Regions from separate parts of the Homo sapiens genome. Here regions 1 and 3 are each linked to region 2. Evidence: chromatin loops called from intact Hi-C (ENCODE). Cell type or tissue: psoas muscle. All regions are shown on one strand.

Region 1 (2,500 bases), 120 kb after region 2:
CAGGATCTATATGTATATATACATACACAAACTCATATATATTCATTCTTATATATTCATATATATGAATATTGTATACATTCATAGATGTGTATATATAGTCCTATATATACACACAAACACACATATATATTCATTCGTATGTATTCATACATATGAATATTCTACACATTCATAGATGTGTATATATATATATATATTCCTGTATATATGTGAATATTCTACACAGCCATAAAAAAGAATGAAACACGTCTTTTGTAGTAACATGGTTGGAGCTGGAGGCCATTATCCTAAGTGAACTAGCTCAGAAACAAAAAAAACAAATACTGCATATTCTCACTTATTAAGCGGGAGTTAAACAATTGGTATATATGAACATAAAGATGGAAATAATGGACCCTGGGGACTGCAAAAGGAGGGAGGGTGGGAAGGGGGTGAGGGTTGAAAAATTACCTATGGGTTATGATGTTCACTAGTTGAATAATGGGTGCACTAGAAGCCCAGTCCCCACCAGTAGGCAATGTACCCATGAAACAAACATGCACATGTACCCCCTGAATCTAAAAGAAAATAAAATAAAATTTAAGAAACATTTCATCAGTGACTCAAAACCTATTTGGAGTTTTGGCACCATGTTTGAGTTCAAAACTCTTTTCTACCCTAAAATTGCAGCTTTGTGATTCATATTTGAAACTAAAACTTTGAATGAAATAAATATTTGCTTTCAATTGCAACAATAAAAAAATTGTCAAGTGGGACCTAATTAAACTGAAGAGCTTCTGTACACCAAAAGAAACCATCAACAGAGCAAACAACCTACAGAATGGGAGAAAATATTCACAAAGAATGCATCCAACAAAGGTCTAATGTCCAGAATATGTAAAGAACTTAAATCAACAAGCAAAAAACAACCCCATTAAAAAGTGGACAAAAGACATAAACAGACAATTCTGAAAAGAAGACATACAAGAAGCCAACAAACATATGAAAAAATGCTCCACGTCACTAATCATCAGAGATATGCAAATCAAAACCACAATGAGATACCATCTCACACCGGTCAGAATGGTTGTTATTAAAAAGTCAAAAAATAACATGCTGGTGAGGCTGTGGAGGAAAGGGAGTGCTTATACATTGCTGGTGGGAGTGAAATTAGTTCAGCCACCGTGGAAGGCAGTGTGGAGATTTCTCAAAGAGCTTAAAACAGAACTACCATTTGACTCAGTAATGCCATTATTGGGTATATACCCAAGGGAATATAGATCATTATACCGAGAAGACACATGCACTTCTATGTTCATCACCGTGCTATCCACAAAGACATGGAATCAACCTAGGTGTCCGTCAATGGTGGACTGGATAAAGAAAATGTGGTACATGTTCACCATGGAATTCTATAAAGCCATAAAAAAGAATGAAATCATTTCTTTGGCAGCAACATGGATGGAGCTGAATACCATTTTCCTAGCAAATTAATGCAGAAATAGAAAACCCAATACCACATGTTCTCACTTACAAGTGGGGGCTAAACATGGAGCACACATGGATGTAAACATGGGAACAAAATACACTGGGGACTACTAGAGTGGGGATGGAGGTGGGATGTGGGTTAAAAAACTACCTATTGGGTACTATGCTCATTATCTGGATCCAGTATACCCATGCAACAATCCTATACATGTACCTCCTATATCTAAAAATAAAAGCAGAAATTTAAAACAAATAAATAAATATTTGCTTTTCTCCTTATAGATCTACCCTTGGGATAAGGTAACTCAACCTTTTCCCAGTGCCCCCAAACAGTGCTGGGAATGAGAGTCCTCAATGCAGCCTAATTCATGGGACCACAGACATCATCTGTCATAGAATGAGTTCAGGCTCAGCAGCTCAGATGCCAAAATCCCTCTAGAATCCCCCTCGATGAGCCTACTCAATACTTCATTAAGAGCCTTCTCCCAGGAGTGTGGAACCTGAATAATTCTGAATAGTCTGACATGGAAAAACTGGAAAAATTGTTAAGAAAACCCTGGAATGAAGAGAGTGTTTTCCCCAGCTAGAAACACTGTGGCTAAAAATAGCACAATGAAAAACATATTTGTCTCTTACATACAATGGATGTAGGATATAATTATGGGCTGTGTTTCTGTCTGGGATAGAGGCAAGGGAGGAAGTGCCAACGTCTAGAATACAGAAGGAATAAAGGACAGTATATTCGACTCCTAGGCTCCTTCTGCACCCTGTAGCAACCACAGCCCCTTGGTGACTTGGGTTCTCACTCCGAAAATACCTGTAACATTAAAATCCGACTCTACTTGTATGGCCAAGAAAAATTTCAGGCAGGTAGAATTTAAAATTTTAAGTCTGTGCAGTACTGGAGCTCCTATCAGTAGGTACCAGTAAAAAGTAAATTAATATCACTTCTGTAGCCTGTCTAGAAAAAAGTGGCAAAAGCATAATTAATATAAAAATATAAATACCCTGGCTCCTTTGGCATACTTAA
Region 2 (2,500 bases):
TGGTCTCGATCTCCTGACCTCGTGATCTTCCCGCCTCGGCCTCCCAAAGGGCTGGGATTACAGGCGTGAGCCATCGCCCCTGGCCCAGCCATTCTATTTCTAATAAAGAACCCAAGAAAATAATCTACAGTTATCTACAAGGAGGCCCTGCATGATATGGTATTTGCCCACACACAGTGGAACCAACAAAACCAGGCAACCACATGCAATGATGAAGTAGCTATCATGTAACAGGAGGGAAAGAAGTTCACACATATAATTAAGTGGATAAAATCATATTAGAAAACAATGGGCTGGGCACTGTGGCTCACACCTGTAAATTCAGCACTTTGGGAGGCCAAGGTGGGAAGATCGCTTGAGCCTAGGAGCTCAAGGCCAGCCTGCGCAACATGTTGCAACCTCATCTCTACAAATAATACAAAAATTCGCCAGGCATGGTGGCGTCTGCCTGCAGTACCAACTACTTGGGAGGCTGAGGTGGGAGGATTACCTGAGCCTGAGTAGGTTGAGGCTTCAGTGACCTGTGATTGCGCCACTACACTCCAGCCCGGGGTGACAGTGTTAGACCCTGTCTCAAAAAATAAAATAACATAAATAAGAAAAAAAAATGGCATGTGCTTGTGGCATGTGGTTTCTTTCCTTTGAGTCTATGTGCCTAGAAAAAAATAGGAGAAGGATATACACCAAAATATTAACACAAGTATTCTATGTGGGTCATGGGATTGTAAATAATTCTCCTACTCTTAGTCTATTATTTCTAACATTCCTAGAATATCCATGGTTACTTTTGTAATAAAATTTTTTTAAAAACTCCCGAGATGTAGCATTAAATTATTTGTGCTTGCTTTTCTGATTTGTTTCTACCTCCAAAAAAAAAAAACCACTTAGCATTGAAATAACTACTGATAAATTTGAAACAACAGGAGAAAAACAGGAGATTTGATTTGAGAGTTTTAAAAATGGGAAGAACAATAAAATCATATCTACATGCGTGGCCTCTTCATTCCTCGTCATTTGGCCATCATTCTGTTTCCTCACGTTGATTACGTTTCGAGTTGCACCACAAGGGGGTGCCCTGAACCTAGCGAGTATGATACAGTCTCCAGCATAATCAAAGGAGGCAGCTGAAATCCCAAATTCAAGAGGAAACAAGACACAGGTCAACTGATTGCTTTTGGTCCATCTTCATCCTCTCCAAATGCCCCCAAATGGCCCTGGTTCAAACTCGGGCTGAATGTAACCAGTCTGTGAAAAAACTGTAATGGGCTGACTGCTTGCATAGTTAAAGCCCACGATAGAAGGGAGAGGCTTGATTGCTGCAAGTCTAAGAGATTTCATAAAGTTACCACTGAGGAATAAAAAATTAGTAGCCTCATGACACAAAACTAAAGAATATAACAAGACCAAACGTTGGGAAATAGTCTTGAAAGTAATTCTATCTTGGCCGGGCGTGACAGGATCCCAGCACTTTGGGAGGCAAAGGTGGGTGGATCACTTGAGGTCAGGAGTTCAAGACCAGCCTGGCCAACATGGTGAAACCCCATCTCTACTAAAAGTACAAAGAATTAGCCGGGTATGGTGGCGTGTGCCTGTAATCCCAGCTACTCGGGAAGCTGAGGCACAAGAATCGCTTGAACCCGGGAGGTAGAGGTTGCAGTGATCCCAGATTGTGCCACTGTACTCCGGCCTGGGCGACAGAGTAAGAGTCTGTCTCAAAAAAAAAAAAAAAAAAAAAAAAGTAATTATATCCTAAAGATACACAGTCTGTCAGTAACTGGGGGAGCAAAGTAATTTCTGATTATTTGGGTTAAAAAAAAAGAGCTACTAAATTGAGAAATCTAATTGTAATATAATTCCTTTTCTAACTGTTTAAAATACTTAAAGATGGAATAAAATTACGTAGCCTTGTGAGACTTTATAAGTCACACTAAGAATTATAGTTGATATAACAATAATAAAATATAAAGCCTCAAAGACCTTCAAGGGTAAATAAACTAAAAAGCAGCAACATTTAACAAAAAAGAGTTCAGGGTGATATCCCAACAGCTTCTAATTCTAAGAATTTCTAATTTCCTAAGGAATCTTAGAATCTAAAGTAATCCTATAGTGAATATAGGATAGTGGTTGAAAGTATAATTTCTGGAAAGAGAAAGAACTGGGCGTAAGCTTCATTTTCAACACTTACTATCTGTGAGACTTTGGGCATATTACCTTAGGCATGTTTCATGTACACTTTCTTCATTCATGACATAGTAATAATGATGTTTATATTATACTTTGTTGTATGAAATAACTTGAGAAAAATGCTAAAGCCAATATCTGACATACAGTAATGCAGATTTATGAGCAATTTGAAATAATTAATATTCTCATCAAATGAAAGCTAAGTCAGGCATGGTGGCTCATGCCTGTAATCCCGACACTTTGGGAGGCCGAGGCGGGCAGATCACTTGAGGCCAGGAGTTGGAGACCAGCCTGGCCAACATGCTGAGACTCCGTA
Region 3 (2,500 bases), 370 kb after region 2:
TTCATGGCTTCCATTTTACTCAAGAGAAATAAGAAACAAGAGGCGAAGTGACTTTCCCAAAGTCAAGAATAGACTGGGGACCAGGATTCAGAGTTTGCAAATCACTGTCCTGTGCTGAGCATGTTCAGCCATACGCTTAACCTTGCCAAAAAAATAAGGGCTCCATTTTTACTGTTTAACTAATTAGAATCAAGACACATCAGGCAGGCAGGCAGCACCTGGTTCATAACACAGTGACATTATTTTATTGCTGTTTCAATCTAAAAACTTAATGTGCTTCCAAACTTCTCAATGCTTTTATGAGACAGTCCCTGGATTGCCGCTTCAACCTGTATCTATTCCCGGGTATCTTACATTTGCAAAATTGCACTGAGAAAATATTACTTAGGAAATAATGAAAACTCAAGTAGGAAGGAAAAATGCTCTCTTAATAATGAGGAAGCCATTTGCCCTAATTTCGTTATATATAGACACAACACACACACTCACACACACACACACACACACACACACACACAGGCCATAATTGGCTGTAATGGAATTGATAAAGTAGGAAATTTGCTTTGAGGGGTTTTTACCCCAAATCCTGCAATTATGAACATGTCAGGTTTCCTAAGCAGTGGTTTTTCCAGAAAGGATTCTATTGTGTTTCTTTTTCCCATTTACCAATTTGATTAGCTTTTTGCCTAAAAGCTAAGAGCAGCATTCTAATTACTCCAGAGCACAGGGGACTTGGTCTTCTGTTATTTTGTAGGATCTTCCAGGAGACCATGATCTCCCCGAGGAACAGAGCCACCCCTGTACTCCTAGTTCCCAGGGCAATGCTTGGCACACGGCAAGTGCTAAACAAAAATGAATCTGAGTGTGAATCTGTTCTCTGCTATTACCAATGCTGCTCTTGGGCTCTTTTAAATTTTAATAACATGGATTGGAGGCAACACTTTAAAAGACACGGAAAAGCAAGTTTTTTTAATTTTTATTTTACAGCTCAGGGTAAGGGTATTACATAATTGTAAATAATGCATTCATATTTCAGATCTTGAAACCAGTGAAAAACAGCCATTTCAGACAAGAAAATAAATGATGACATGCTCCCAGCAAAATTGAATCCTGTATTGGTTATGAAGAGAAAATCCAACCTACGCTTAACAATGCTTCCATATTCACTAAAAGTTTCTACAGTTTTAAAGTTTGAAATGTTGCCCAAGGGTTTTAATGAAGCTCCGGTTCAAGGACAGAAAAGTTGTATGGTTCGGATTTGACTTTGGTCAAGATGAAATGGTTTGTGCACACAGCTTCCTACTGCCCCCTGGTGGGATGATGCTGAACTATGCTCAGAAACCTTCCATCAACCTTAGGGTCAATCCCAGACATGATCTTGGCTTCCACAGCGACACCTTCAAAAAAGGCTGCTGAGTTTAAAGTTAAAACTCTCCTTGACTTTCTGTCCCATTTCTCCAAAGCTTGACCTGGGTAGTAGAAAGAAAGGGCAACTGCTTAAAAGGGCGATGTTAGGACTCCATCCGGAGAACCCAACGATCACGATAGTCCCATGGATAAGGTGGTGTTGGGCTGTGGGACTGTCCTGAGACCTAAAATCAGCACAAAGGAGATTTCCACTACATCAGATGTCCCTGGTCCTCAGCTACCTAATCCCCATCCCTCAAACTCCCACATATCCACACCCCAACCCAAGTGTAATATGCCAACTAAAAGACCATTGAGGTCATGTTCAGCTTCAATAGTCATCAACTTATGGTGTAGAAACCAAGAAAGGCTTGTCAATGGGAGGGTTTTTCTAAGCCAGGTCAGGAACACAGCACAGTCATGACCAGGTTAGACCAAAGACGACTCTAAATCATTCACATTCTCCTCTTTCCCTCTAGGGATCCCCAGATCTGCTCACAAGCTAGAGTAGTCGCTAAGCCTTGGTACTTGCTATCCCATCCACTGCATCAGGAGAAATGCGAAGGCCTGTAACCTCAGGACAGTTTCTCTGTTCTCTTGAATGTTTAGGAGCCTGAGCTGAGACTTAGGCACACCGGGAAGACTCATCCCAATTCACATCTCTTACAAAAGGTGGACTACAGACTGGGTGCGGTTGCTCATGCCTGTAATCCCAGCACTTTGGGAGGCTGAGGTGGGTGGATAACTTGAGGTCTGGAGTTCAAGACCAGCCTGGCCAAAATGGTGAAACCCCGTTTTCTGCTAAAAATCCAAATGTATTTTTGATGAAAACACAAAAATTAGCTGGGTGTGGTAGCATGCACTTGTAATTTCAGCTACTTGGGAGGCTAAGGTAGGAGAATCACTTGAACCCAGGAGGCGAAGGTTGCAGTGAGCTGAGATCATGCCACTGCACTCCAGTCTAGGCAACAGAATGAGACTCTGTCTCAAAAAAAAAAAAAAAAAAAAGCTGGGCTATGGAGAGCCAAACTCTTGGACTCTGGGAAATCTGAAAGAGTTGGATAATCTCCTGGATATCTTCCATGGAGCTTCT

What was found. A loop is a pair of places that touch in the nucleus more often than their neighbours do. Peaks named below come from ENCODE experiments on the same cell type or tissue, not always from the same donor. Only the 100,000 strongest peaks of a DNase experiment are listed, where the experiment ranks them.
Region 1: it touches region 2 in a loop (2.6-fold over the local background); 9 of 110 quality-filtered maps call a loop at or near these places.
Region 3: it touches region 2 in a loop (6-fold over the local background); 73 of 110 quality-filtered maps call a loop at or near these places.

Annotation. Positions count from the first base shown.
Region 1 is chr10:24,241,344-24,243,843 of GRCh38, reverse strand. The region is part of intron 2 of KIAA1217; the gene reads right to left. Among named protein-coding and RNA genes, the nearest start is that of MIR603, 33 kb to the left of the region's middle. In psoas muscle, no CTCF peak of the experiment used is centred here; no DNase peak of the experiment used is centred here; H3K27ac peaks cover 1,196 bases.
Region 2 is chr10:24,359,279-24,361,778 of GRCh38, reverse strand. The region is part of intron 2 of KIAA1217; the gene reads right to left. Among named protein-coding and RNA genes, the nearest start is that of MIR603, 85 kb to the right of the region's middle. RefSeq lists enhancers at 1,101-1,160, 1,191-1,270. In psoas muscle, a CTCF peak has its summit at 1,047 (motif pointing right); a DNase peak (open chromatin) is centred at 1,068; H3K27ac peaks cover 614 bases.
Region 3 is chr10:23,993,469-23,995,968 of GRCh38, reverse strand. It overlaps a transcript of KIAA1217 not described here. Among named protein-coding and RNA genes, the nearest start is that of KIAA1217, 210 kb to the left of the region's middle. In psoas muscle, a CTCF peak has its summit at 1,314 (motif pointing left); a DNase peak (open chromatin) is centred at 1,308.